Linked DNA regions of Mus musculus: region 1 is linked to region 2. The links are chromatin contacts, found by POLR2A ChIA-PET in ENCODE. All regions are on one chromosome and are shown on one strand. Each heading gives the region's core, a stretch centred on a gene start or an enhancer-like site at or near the end of the contact. The rest is flanking DNA. Distances are from core to core; before and after follow the strand shown.

Region 1 (6,406 bases), core at 2,958-5,457, 50 kb before region 2:
GTTCGGGACTGAGATATGGCTTTGGCTCATCCAGTCCCTCTCCTTCACCTACCTCACTCACTGTTCCTGTTCTTGACCCGACTCTTAACTCACTCAGGCAGAGATCTATGGCAGAGTGTTGGGGACAATTCTTCTGTGCCTCACATGGGCTCAGGACTTCATCAGCTTCTCTCTCTCTCTCTCTTTTTTAAAAGATTTATTTATTAATTTTATGTATATGAGTACACTGTAACTGTACAGATGTTTGGGAGCCATCATGTAACCACATGGTTGCTGGGAATTGAATTCAGGACCACTGCTCACTCCGGCCCCACTCGCTCCAGCCCCAAGATTTTTATTTATCATTATATGTAAGTACACTGTAGCTGTCTTCAGTCCCACCAGTAGAGGGCGTCAGATCTCATTTTGGATGCTTTGAACTCAGGACTGCTAAACCATCTCTCCAGCCCAGCCTGCTCTTAATACATGTATTAGAGTGCTAAGGTTGGGCCACCAGACAGTGTGCTGCAGGGGAGGCACTCCTTTTCAGGCATATTTTTTTGGAGGAGTGGGGTTCGAGACAGGGTTTCTCTGTGTAGCCCTGGCTGTCCTGGAACTCACTTTGTAGACCAGGCTGGCCTCAAACTCAGAAATCCGCCTGCCTCTGCCTCCCGAGTGCTGGGATTAAAGGCGTGTGCCACCACGCCTGGCTTCAGGGCTTCAGGCTCATATTTTGGTTTCACTGTATGATCCTGTGATCTTGGTAAATCACCTTTTTTTTTTAAGATTTATTTTTTTAATTTATTTTATTATATGTAAGTACACTCAGACACTCTAGAAGAGGGCGTCAGATCTTGTTACGGATGGTTGTGAGCCACCATGTGGTGGCTGGGATTTGAACTCAGGACCTTTGGCAGAGCAAAGGTCCTTGAATCAGGACCTTTGGAAGAACAGCCAGTGCTCTTAATCACTGAGCCATCTCTCCACTCTGGCAAATCACTTTTTAAAAAGTATATGTTTGGGTGTTTTGCCTGGATGTATGTCTGTGCAAGTACATGAGGTGTCCCAAAGAGGGCAACGGGTCCCTTGGACTGGAGTTACAGATTGTTTTGAGCTGCCATGCTGATAACCCCAGGTCCTTTCCAAGAACAACCAGTGCTCTTGATCGCTGAGCCATCTCTCCAGTTTTTGAGCCTTGTTTAAACTAAGTAATGGAAATAAGCATTGCAGGAGAAAGCATGGTGTTGTGACAGTGTTTGGCAGTGGTACCTAACACTGTCTTTCCCCTTTGATCTTGTGAAGGAGCCCACCTAAACCCAGCCTTTTCTCTGGCCATGTGCCTGGTGGGACGCCTCCCCTGGGCCAAGCTCCCCGTTTACTGCGTTGTGCAACTGCTGTCTGCTTTCTGTGCCTCAGGGGCCACTTACATTCTCTACTATGGTAAGAGAATGTGATCGGGGACAGTTGTGGGCAGAGGTGCCTTGCAAAGATGGAAACTCTGAGTGCCCCTCTCTCTTGAGGATGCCCTACAGAACTACACAGGTGGGAACCTGACAGTGACCGGTCCCAAAGAGGCAGCCTCCATTTTTGCCACTTACCCTTCCCCCTATCTGTCCCTGAACAATGGCTTCTTGGATCAGGTAAGTATGAGCAGAAGATATGGGAAAGTCCCGCACTTTGCCTTGTTTGTTGGGATCCCAGCTCGTTGTTCAGATTTTGGGTGGAATATGGGTTCATTCTACCTTGGTCCCGTAGCTTCTGCTGCACAGATGGCATAGAGGGGGTGGCACAGTGTGTTTGAGTGACAGAAGGCAAATGAAGCACCTATGTGTCACTTGATGGCTTTCCTTCGACCTCTGTCAACCTCAGGGTTCTGGGTACCTGGATGCTGATTGTGGGGCTGTTAGCGACCCTAGACAGACGGAATAAAGGAGCGCCTGCAGGTCTGGAGCCGGTGGTGGTGGGACTGCTGATCCTCACCATTGGACTATCCATGGGTGCAAACTGTGGCTTTCCACTCAACCCTGCCCGGGACCTGGGCCCAAGGATCTTCACTACTTTGCTGGCTGGGGCCCTGGCGTCTTCAGGTAGGAGACAGCTTCCCTTGGTACAGTCCTCCATTTACCCCTATTAATAGCTTTGTCCATGGTTCTCCAGATTCCTCCCCCCCCCTTTTTTTTTTGAGACAGGGTTTCACTATGTACCAGGCTGGCAGAGATCCCTCCATGTGCTGGGATTGAAGGCATGTGCTACCATGTCCAACCTGAGTTCTATCCACTTACATACTGCCCTTGTATTCTTAGAACAGTGTTCCTTCTTCAGCTGGCAAGTTCTCCCTTCCTTCATAGCTCTCCTGCATCCCCCCTCCCCCTTTTCATGCATATAGTAGGTTCAGAGGTGTCCTTGGGCATGCCATACTACTACTTTGGGCTTTAGTGACTCCATCCGTAAAAAAGTCTATTCAGTTTATTCTGCAAGACTAGAGGTTGGACTAAGTTCTGCTGGGGGTTGCTTCCTAAGTGCTTCCCATTCATGAATGTGAACCCATGCTCACTGTTGGATGTCATGACAGGAATAGTGTGAGGGCCTGCCTTACTAGTCCTGGCTTATGGGAAGAGGTGTGTCTAAGAGCCACCTCTGACCCCTCCCTTTGTCTTTCCATTACAGCGCTGGTAATGGCTGGTGGTGGGTGCCTCCAGTGGCTCCTATGGTGGGGGCCACCCTGGGCACAGCCGAATACCAGCTCCTGGTGGCTCTGCACCATCCTGAGGATTTAGAACCATTTCCAAAGGTGATGGCATCTCAACTCAAGGCTTCAGACTTGGTTACTCTAGCTCAGCTGGAGTGTAAGCTGTGACAAGGACCAATCTTATCCCACTCTGCAAGAGCACCATGAGCTGGCCAGCACGCAAGACAGATATTCTTTGTATTACTATGCCAGACTAGGACACTTCTGTTTACCACTCCTGAAGGACTCCAGACTGGTCTTCTACCCTGGGAGCTTCCAGGCACGCAGTTCCTTAAAGGAGCCGCCAGAGGGTGTGCACGCTGGCTTTGGGAAGGTTTCTAGAATCGGGTGGGTGGAGGGATCCTAGGATCCTTTGAGGGGTAGGGCCTGGGAGCTTCTCGAGAGAAGCTTGGTTTCCTCTACTCTCCCTTCTTCACTTTTTCGTCTTAAGACGAGGTCTCCCTATGGAGTACTGAAATCTTCTATGCAGACCATAACGGCTTTGACTTCAGCGTGTTACTCAACACACCTAACAAGAGTGAATCTTTTTTTTTTTTAATGGTTTTTCGAGACAGGGTTTCTCTGTATAGCTCTGGCTGTCCTGGAACTTTTTGTAGACCAGGCTGGCCTCCAATTCAGAAATCCGCCTGCCTCTGCCTCGGAGTGCTGGGATCGAAGGCGCACGCTGGGACCAAAGGCATGCGCCACCACGCCCGGTTTAAGAGTGAATCTTTTTAACAAACAAAACCCAGTTTAAGTTTGACTCGGAAGTGATGGAGCACGCCTAGGGTCTCTGAGAATTTCAGGCCTTTCAGAGCTACATAGTGAGACATCCCCTCCCACTGACTCAAAACAACAACAACAACACAACAAAACCACTCGTACTTTGTGGCATTAGGGATTTGATTTAGGGCCTAGGCAAGGGCTCTGCCTCGGAGCTATCTTCCTGTCTTCTGGCTGCCAGCTCGGGAAATCTCTACGTTTCCTACCTTTGGCCTGACAGGAGCGCCAACGACCTCAGATAGTTCTTCGAGGTGTGTGTGTCCGCGCGCGTAATATACCACCCAAGGGAATGTGGTAAGGGGCAAAGTCAACTACTTATCGTCAGGAGAACCAAGTGGAGAAACTGAGGCACAACTCCCAGTCAATGCATAGCTGTGCCTTTTCAGGAAGTGAAAGGCCTTGAGATGAGCCAGGGCGAGGAGGGAAGCACAGCAGAGACTTGGGCTAGAGAGAAGTGTGCTACGGGGCTTCTTCATCACTACTCCCGCATCAGGCTCCTCCCCGAAGATGGTTTCTGGCAGAGAAAGCAGCATTCGCTCGGTTTCTGGCTTCCAAAATAAAGCAGCAGCATCCCAGCGTCCTCCAGCCTCGCCGATTGTGTGCGTGTCCCGGCTGGAGCTTGGGACCCCCCCCTTCCCTACGCACCAAGATGGCGCACGCCGCGCCCCTCACCTCCCCAAAGCCCCTCCCGCCCCCCGCCCGTGGCCGCAGCCGTCACTTCCGCCCCGCGGCCGAAACTGACACAAAGTAGCGGGCCGGGGCCCCGGGGGGGTCAGGAGAGCCGGGCTGCTGTGGGGGGGCGGGAGCCTGCGGGCAGCGGAGCCGAGCGCCCCCGCCCCAGCCCCCGGCATGGGCCGGACGGGGCCGCCGGGCCGAGCGCCGCGCGCGGAGCGCTAAGGTAAGGCGCTGCCACCGTGGGGCCGGGGGTGTGGACCGGGAGGGTCGGCTCTGGGAGGCGCGGGCAGCGGTGCCACGGGGAGCGGCTGTGGGAGGCTGGAGAGAAGGGCTACCAGGATGGAGAGAACCGGTAGCTGTGCGCAAGCTGGGAAAATGGGGCCCCGAAGGGGCGTGCGGAGCTGGGGTGTGAGGAGTAACCTGGTGCCAGCCTTTAGGTGCCTAGAGAGGGAGTTTGGGGCTGATAGGATTTGTCCCGGGAAGGTGGAGGTCTCTCTGTGCCCCAGGAAAACCAAGGGTGCCAGGGATGTTAGCTTTGGGAGCTCAGAGCTGTGTGGTGGGTCCTGGATACTGTCCTTGGAGAGGGAAGGAAGGTGGCCTCCGGTATTATTGTTTTCTCCTGTCTCGTCTATCTGCTAGCTTCCCCTGAAAAGGCTCTTGGTTGGAAAGGAGCGGAGGCCAGACCCAGAGGAGGAGTCTTTTTTCCTTCGTGGAGCGCTGCCTCTTTCCCATGGCTGGCTATTTTTATCCCAGATGTGGCTGCAGAGGGGGCTGGGGTAGGGTGACGGGGCAAGGCGACGTGGCTGGTGGGCCTAGTCGGTTTAGAAAACCAGGATATCCTGAGAGGGGGACCTTGTTACTGCACCCCTCTCGAGGATTGGGGCCAAAGTTGTTCTCAGTCTCCCCAGGGTCCTAGAGGTAAAAGTACTTTCCTGATCTGTATCCAGACTTGACGCTTGATGGTCAGCTTGCTCCACTGTTAACTCTTTCCAAGAAGGAAGACCCAGATGTTAGGGCTAACGATGCTTGATAGCCTCCCACTCGAGTGGGGCTGGGTAGGAGCCAGCAATGCCCACCCTGCATCCTCTCCTTTAGCGTCTGGTTCCACACTCCACCCTCCCCGTGACTCATGCTCTAGATTGGGTGGAGACCCTGGCTGGGGCCCTGGAAGAGGGTTTGGCATCGCCAAATTGTTCATGAGGTTTTTCTTCCAGAGCCAAGGGGGCAGCCACTGTTGCTTGCCACAGTTGTGGAGAGTCAGGAGTGAAAAGGACTTAGTGCCCCTCAGGACTGTCTGCTCTGAGGTCAAGGAGGGAGTGCACATTAGTGAAGGGAGAGCGGGAGAGGATGGCTGGGCTAGGACCACAGTCAGTAATTACAGAGATTGGGCAGACAGGCAATTAGTATCTCTTGGGACTGACAGGCTAGAGGCAAGGGAACTAAGGAGGGGCAAGGCTTTCCATCTGAAGGAAGAGGAGTTTCCTGTGGCCTGGACTTACACCTTTTTAGGAGAAAGTACATGAGAGGGTGGGAGGAAGCAGAGGCTCTCTTGAGCCTGTTCTTAGTGTCATTCTGACTGGAGTAGACTCGGGGTGAGAGAGAATGGTGACCCCTTAGCAGGACTGGGAAGACCTCTCTGATGGCCCCAGAGGGTGGCTGGACAAGATTGAGAGGAAATGGTTTGAGGACTGTCTGCAGGAAGTGGTGGCCATGTGTCTGATGAGAACCCTCCTGGGGAGGAGGTGATAATGGAAGCCCCAGTAATGAAAGTAGGGGTGGGGACATTAGGAGCTTTCTAGAAGGGTGGAACATGGCCACCCTGCTTCCTGATGCTCTGCCAGGTGTTTCCTGGTTCCTAGCTCTCCACCCAACCCACTAGGGCACATTCTGCTTTCTAGTACCGGCAGCAGCTGTCATTGCCACTAGGACGGCACACGGGACAGCCATTGTTCCTCAGGTGGATACCTTGAGAGCTACGTCTCACTTGTTATATCTGGTCTCTTCTAGGCCCTTTCCCTATAGGCTCTGGCTTCTGTAAATTCTCAGTTCCCTCATGTTTTCCAGGACAGAGGGAAGGCCTCCCTTTTCTCTCAGGTTTTCATGTCAGTGCAGGAAGGTGAGCGTTAGTGGAGTTGGAGGAGGTGGGGAGGGCAGGGCAGAGCAGAGCTAGGATAGTTTTCAGAAGGCATCTGATGTGGGCAGTGAAGAATTCTGCGTGTGTCTGTTACTTTCTTGCAGGGT
Region 2 (6,853 bases), core at 453-2,952:
CTGAGCTGGCAGCCTTCTGTAGCCTTCCTGTTTCAGGCCAGCAACTTGTCTCTCTGCAATTATTTTCAGGTCTCTGTTTACCACAGAAAGGAAGGAGGCAGCACAATGAGAGTCTGTTGGAAATTAATTATATTTTTAAGATAGGGCAAGTTCCACTATGCTTGCCTCGAACTCTGGATCTTCCTGCCTCAGCCTCCAGAGTTTTGGGATTACAGGTGTGTACTACCACATCCTCTTGCTATTTAATCCCATTTTAAATAGCAGGAGAAAAAAATATGTATTTTTTTTAGACAGGGCCTTAGACTCACAGCTATTCACCTGCTTCTGCTTCCCAAATGCCTGCCCCACCACAGGGAGAGAGAACAACCATGCCTTTCTCTCCGACTTATAGCGTGGCTGAGGAAGTGCCATCAAAACCAATCCCATTGTCCTGGGTACAGGTTTGGTTCTGACATCCACAGAGAGCGGTGGATGCCTAGGTCTGAGGCCAGCATGTTGCTTAAATAAGGTCATGTCTTATTTAGGGGTTCAGCCAGCACACACACATTCCAGTTGCCCCATGGACTCTAATCAGCTGAACCCTGAAATGGAAGAATACATTAAAACATACTGGTGTAGGTCCAGGGCTCCCCATCTACATTTTCTTTTCTTTCTTTTTTTTTTCTTATCCCTTCCCTTCTCCCTCTTGCTCCGGCCCGGCTCGCTCAGGCCCATAGGTTTTATTTGTTTCTCATTACAGATGGTTGTGAGCTACCATGTTGCTGGGATTTGAACTCATGATCTCCGGAAGTCAGTCAGTGCGTTTAACCGCTGAGCCATCTCACCAGCCCTAAATTTTCTTTTCAGTGTGTTTCTTTCCCTCTGCATTTGCATGGGAAGCTGCCCTGTAGCTTCAAGCTCTGTAGCTTGGAAGGGAACCTTGGTGGAGTCTGGTAAATAGCAAACGCCGGTTCCTTTGTGTCCAGTCAAGTCATGATGGGTAATCAAAGCCCTACTCCTTGTTGAGCAGTTAGGCTCCAGGTACATCGACAGTGTTTCCAGGAATCTTTATCATGGGCTTAAAAATACATCTCTAATAGGTGAGAAAACTGAGACTTCCGGATCGGGATAGCAATCTTGAGGAGGGTAACACATGTGTCTCTGGGCCAGACTCAAAAGCGCACACTGGTTTCGTTGCCTCTGCAGTAGCCTTCAAAGAGCTGCTCCTCCACTGGAAGATGAGAGGAAATCTTTTTCTCAGGTTATGGACGCCTAAGTTTTCCTTCAGACCAATTAAATCACAATCTCTGGGCTCGAAGCAGACATCGGTGTCTTTTCGGATTCCCTGTTTGATTCCCGTAAGCACCCAGGACACTGACCTGCCTTCTACTTTAACAGCCAGAGCCACTGGCTGGCGCTCATGAAAGCAAAACTCAAGCGGAGGCGCGGATGGAAGGAAGGAGGGGGATATTTCTCCTTATCTCAGCGTCAAAACCTGGGGAGGGGCCCTGGTGGGGGTCCCTGGGGGCTCAGGTGTGGCGCGGCTGCAGGAAGTAACCCCCTCCGGTGGCCCGGAGCGCTGGCCGATTGCGCCATCCTACTGGGCTTTCGTAACCGCGAGCCGGGGCTGCCAAGAGGAGCTTCAGCACCGGTTCCTCAAATGTTTCACTGTTGCCAGGACGGCCGGCTGCTGTGTGTCACGTGCATGTGGGAAGTCGCGCCCACACCGATCTGAGCCACGCCGGGGCGAGCGCTCGCAGTGCGAGCTGAGTGTGGAGCCCGAGGCCGAGGGCGACTGCTCTCGCTGCCCCAGTCTGCCGGCCGCCCGGCCCCGGCTGCGGAGCCGCTCTGCCGCCCGCCGTCCCGCGTAGAAGGAAGCATGCTGACCGTCGGCTGCACGCTGTTGGTCGCCCTGCTGGCCGCGCCCGCGGTCGCGCTGGTCCTCGGGAGCTGCCGCGCGCTGGGTAAGAGGAACCCGGAGCGGGCGTGGGGAATGTGACACTGTCTGGTTCCGTTCGCAGAGTGAGCCCCGCCGGTACCGGCTGCTAGCCTGGGCTGACTCACCTGTGCTGACGCGGTGGAGGTTCGCGCGCCCCCTGTTGCGTCTAGCGCCTATAACTGCGTGCTCCTGTCTGTGTCTGGCCAGTTACCTCAAGTCTGAGTACAGGACAGTGTGTTTTCCTGAAACCTGACTCTGGTGTCTGGTTCCCAGTGTTCCCAGTCTTACTCAACTGCATCCCGGGTCGCTCCAAAAAGAGATACCCAGAGGGCGCGCCCTAGTGGAACAGTAGTAGTCCCTTCTGGAGAGTCCTTTATGCCACTGGCTCTCTCTGCTTTAGTTGTGGCACCTCGCGTGGCTTTCCTTAGTTCTACTACATTCCATGTCGTGTGTAATGACAGTGACCCGACGGTGAAGGGTCTGACATCATGGGCTCTGAGTCATGGGTGTTCCCGCCTCACAAACTTACTCCTTTAGCCAACTAGCCCTAGCATGCAGAATGCCAACACCCACATCCATCCCAATCCTGTGAGTTTGACAGCAAAGGATGTGGGACCTCTTGGAACTGTGCCTCCGCCCCCTGCCCCAGCCCTCCCTGATTAGCAGGTGGACCAGGCGGAGGGTAGGGTAGGGGCACTGTGTTTACCTTCCTTGCACTCTGCCTTGTAGGTCTAGGCCTCTCTGTGGGCTCTGGCTTCAGGCCCAGCAGCCTGCCTGGTCTCTTCTGGAGGAACTGGGAGACTGCTTCTCTACAGGTTATTTTAGGGGCTGAGGGCTTATTCAACAACATAGAAAGAGCCAAAGGACATGGGGGAGATTTATCCTGTGCTGGTCGTGGGGACAGTGGCTTCCAGGCTTTCTTTCTGCCTGGAAGGTAGAATTCCTCAAGCTTGGTTTGTTACCCCTACCTATATTTTCTTTATATATATATATATAAAGAAAATATATATATATATTAGACAGGCTCTCCCATAACCCAGGCTGGCCTCAAACTTGTGCCTCTTCTGCCTCTATCTCTTGAGTGCTGGGATTTCAGGTATTAACCCACCCTGTATTTTACACGTTTTTAATCCTCTACAGGATTGACATAAAGCTTTGGGAGGAGCCTGAGGTTCAGAGAGATGCAATGGGAAGCATCAGGCCCCTCCGTGTCTCAGTGTTCTCCTGTGGGTACAGCTGAGGGCGTCTGGGGTAGGCTGAGCACCACTATCATCTGGTGGGATTCTGGGGGAGAAGACACTGATGAAAGAGAAGATCCCCGCTTAGCTGTTCATGGTGCCAGGCAGGACTGAGGTCCTCTCTTCCATCTTGGGAGAGCAGGACTGGGCCTCTCTGCCTGTCTCAGTTACTACTCAACATACCCCAGCGCCCCCACCACCACTTCCCTTTGTTCCTAAGGAGCTGCAAGGCACTTCGGAGACAGCGAGTTCTGTTTTCCTGTGGTTCAGAAAGGACACCCAAGGGTGGGGGTGTCTTCTGACCCAAACAGCCTTTAGAAGGCAGAACTGGGAGTCTGGGGAGGAAGTGAAAGCCCTGCCAGTTTAGAAGGAAGAGGCAGAGAAGTCCCCAGCCCATCTCCCACACCCACACTTGCACAGCTACAAACTGGAGAGTGACAATCAAGAAACAAGCACCAAACAGGAAGTGTGGAGCAAATGACTGAGATGTTTGGCTTTAGAGAAGTGAGGCCAGATGGAGATGGCTCTCTGGGGGGGAACCCATGGGTGGAAGATATACATAAACATATATATATGGGCAGGCGAGATAGCTCAGCACACGCACACACACACACACACACACACACACACACACTCTCCTCCATCCATCATCCTTAGTGGGTTTTTGCCTTCATGTATTCATGTCTGTGTGAGGGTTCCAAATCCTATGGAACTGGAGTTACAGTTGTGAGCTGCCATGTGGTGCAGGGATTGAACCTGGGTCCTCTGGAAGAACAGCCAGTGTTCTTAACTGCTGAGCCATCACTCCAGCACCAACAGGTGGGATTTTCATAGTCTGCCCCTCCAGGGCCTGCTAGGACTCCTGTGTCTTCTTCCACCTGGGGCCCAGGACCAGCTGGGACTGAGGCTTCTGCCAGGTCAAACTTTCTAGGCGCTGCTGACTGAGGACAGGCTGGGCATGGGTGGCTTCAGTCCCCCTTTCCTTCTGTAAGGCAAGAAAACACGCAGCAGCACCGATGCCTATGTATCTAAATCTCCTCCTGACTTCTGAATTCCCTCTGGGACAACCTCTTTCGGTCTACAAAACCTACCTGTATTCCTAGCCTCACCCTGAATCAGTATTTTTCTGAAGGATATATTTTTTATCTAGCATCAAATTTCGGCTAGGAAGGATAGATCTTTGTAAAAAAAAAATCACAATTTTTAAAACATTAGGGTTTGTGGGTTTTTTGTTTGTTTGTTTTTTTTTTTTTTTTGATATTTTGAGACAGGTGTTTCTTTGTGTAGCCCTGGCTGCCCTGGAACTCACTCTGTAGACCAGGTTGGCCTTGAACTTAGAGGTCTTTGCCTCCTGAGTGCTGGGATCAAAGGCCACGGTACCCAACCAAAAATGACAATTCTTGACCCCTGGCCACTCATTAAACATGTATCAGAAGAGCAGAGAGTGAGGTCTACACTTTGAAAAAAAACAAATTGTTCCTTGTGGCCCCTGGGCACTGGCTTGAGGACATTTGCCTAATGGTCAGGATGAGTAAAAGACCTTCTTCCCCTGCCAGGTTCCCTGTGACCAGAAGCCTCTCCCCGCCTTGGCTCTGCCCCTCCCCTTGTTTATTCGTTGCAACACATATTTATGTATTCCCTGTAAAGCCCTTGGGGACCAAGTGGGATCCGTCATGCACACTCCACCCTATAAAGGATCCTGAATGTGGCCAAAAGCAAATCCTGAGACAGAGCCAGTTCAGTCTCTCTGACCTGACACTGGGTACCAACTCTCCAGGGACAGATTGTCTCAGCAGTCAGCTAGACAGAGGAACCCTTCTGACTGGGACCCTAAAGCAACAGGAGCCTGCCTGTTCTCTACCCCATCTGACTGGCATCAAACTGTGCAGGCGCAAGTGTGGCCATAGCTGGGTTATGTAAACAAAGTAACTTCAGAGCTTCTGGCTTCAAACAGATGTCTCCTTCAGCAAGCTTTCCATCTGCCCCTGCAGGCCTGAGTGCCACCACTCAGTCATCAGCTTGAATCCAGGGCTAAAGCTATCTCAGATGAGCCAGTAAGTGAGTTTAAGCTATTAAACCTTAAATTAATAGAAAAAGTAAAATGGGCACATGAGATGGCTCAGCAGATAAAAAAAGGCATTTGCTGCCGACAGGGCTGATGAGCTAGGGACCCGGCGGGGGGGGGGGGTGCGGGGGGGGGGGGAGGTGTTACTCCCAAGGGTTTCTGTTTCTCTGGCCTCTACATATGTACTGTGGCTAGTGCATGCACATAAACAAACAAACAAATAAATGTAATTAAAACAAAAGCTGTGTATGGTGGCACATGCCCTTAGTGCCAGAATCTCTGTGAGTTTGTGGTCAGCCTGGTCTCCACAGCAAGTTCAAGAAAGAGGAAAAAAGGGTGATTTCTAGATGTGCTTGATGGTGTAACTCATATGGGAACTTGATGCAGGGGGATTGCAAGCTCTAGGTTAGCCTAAGCTACAGAGACAGGGTTGGGGTGGGGGTGGGGAGTAGGGGAACCCTCAAAAAAAAACACAAACAAACAAACAAAAACCAGGACAAATCTCTGTCCTTCATCACGCCTGTCACTTGCAGTGCGCAGTGGCTAGCTGTGGCTGGTGTGGCTGTGCATGTCTGCTCATGGGGCTTTCCCATAGCGGAGGGGAAGTGTGTCGGGTGAGGGGCTAGAGAGCTATGCGGTGTCTTCCAGACACCTGTTCCACCTGTATGCATGGTGCTCTGAGGGGGCATTGGAGCCTCTGGAACTGGAGTTACAGATGGTTGTGAGCTGTCTTGTGGGTGCTGGGGATCAAATCCTGCTTCATTGAAAGAACTCTCTCTTTTTGGAGACAAAGTCTCACCACGTAGCCCTGGCTGGCTTGGAACTCTCTGTGTAGAACAGGCTGGCCCCGAATGCACAGAGAGCCTCCCGCCTCTGTCTCTCAAGTGATGGAACTAAAGGTGTGGGCTCAGGAGGTCATCAGTGACGGTTTATCAGTGAGCTGTCATCTTTCTAGTCCCAGAGCTGACGCTTTACCTGAACCTCAGCAGCTTTCACCATTGCGCTTGTCTCTTGCCAGCTCTGTCTGCAGGTTTCTAGCACAGGGTGCTCCTGAGGCCCCAACCCAGGAGCCCGTTCTCTGACTCACTTCTCTCCCTACCTCCTTCCAGAAAATCATTCTTTGGGCTTCCCTTTCTGTGGTGGTTACAGTAACTGTGGCTCTGAGTATCAACTTCATTTGAAAAATTGTGTCAGACCCTTGGCACAACAGTGCAGCTTTGGGTGAGTGGGGTGCCAGCCCGCTCTTGGCTGGACAGGGTAGCTACAGGACAGCAGGTGGGGTTGGATGAGTGATCAGAGGCCATTCTGGGGCATGTGGGAACTGAGACATCTATAGCACAACCAAGAAAGGATGCTAAATCAGGTCTGGTGGACTGCAGGTTTCTTATCACAGTACTCAACAGAGAGAGGTAGAAGTTCAAGGCCAGCTTAGGTTACATGAGACCCCCGGAAGTAAAGTGTGGGGAGAGAATGGGAGTGAGAAATGCCTATGGATCCCTAAAAGGAGTCAGCAGGAACTTGGGAGTGAGACCTGGACTTGAGAGTCACCTACAGGCAAATCCCTCCATACACACACATCCCTTTTTCTCTTCTTTAAACAGTTGCCTCGTGTTTCCCCTGGGACTGACCTTG

Evidence for each region. ChIA-PET counts read pairs that join two places held with the same protein, here RNA polymerase II (POLR2A).
Region 1: POLR2A ChIA-PET joins it to region 2 with 31 read pairs in Patski. The contact joins the promoter of Atp8b2 here to the promoter of Il6ra in region 2. POLR2A ChIA-PET finds 5 or more read pairs at or near these places in 4 of 5 experiments (Patski and embryonic stem cell).

Annotation. Positions count from the first base shown.
Region 1 is chr3:89,961,139-89,967,544 of GRCm38, reverse strand. It overlaps Atp8b2 (ATPase, class I, type 8B, member 2), which reads left to right and starts at 4,207. Exons shown (of 28, transcript NM_001081182.3): 1 at 4,207-4,388; 2 at 6,404-6,406. It also overlaps the pseudogene Aqp10-ps.
Region 2 is chr3:89,908,045-89,914,897 of GRCm38, reverse strand. It overlaps Il6ra (interleukin 6 receptor, alpha), which reads left to right and starts at 1,702. Exons shown (of 10, transcript NM_001310676.1): 1 at 1,702-1,943. The coding sequence starts at 1,859.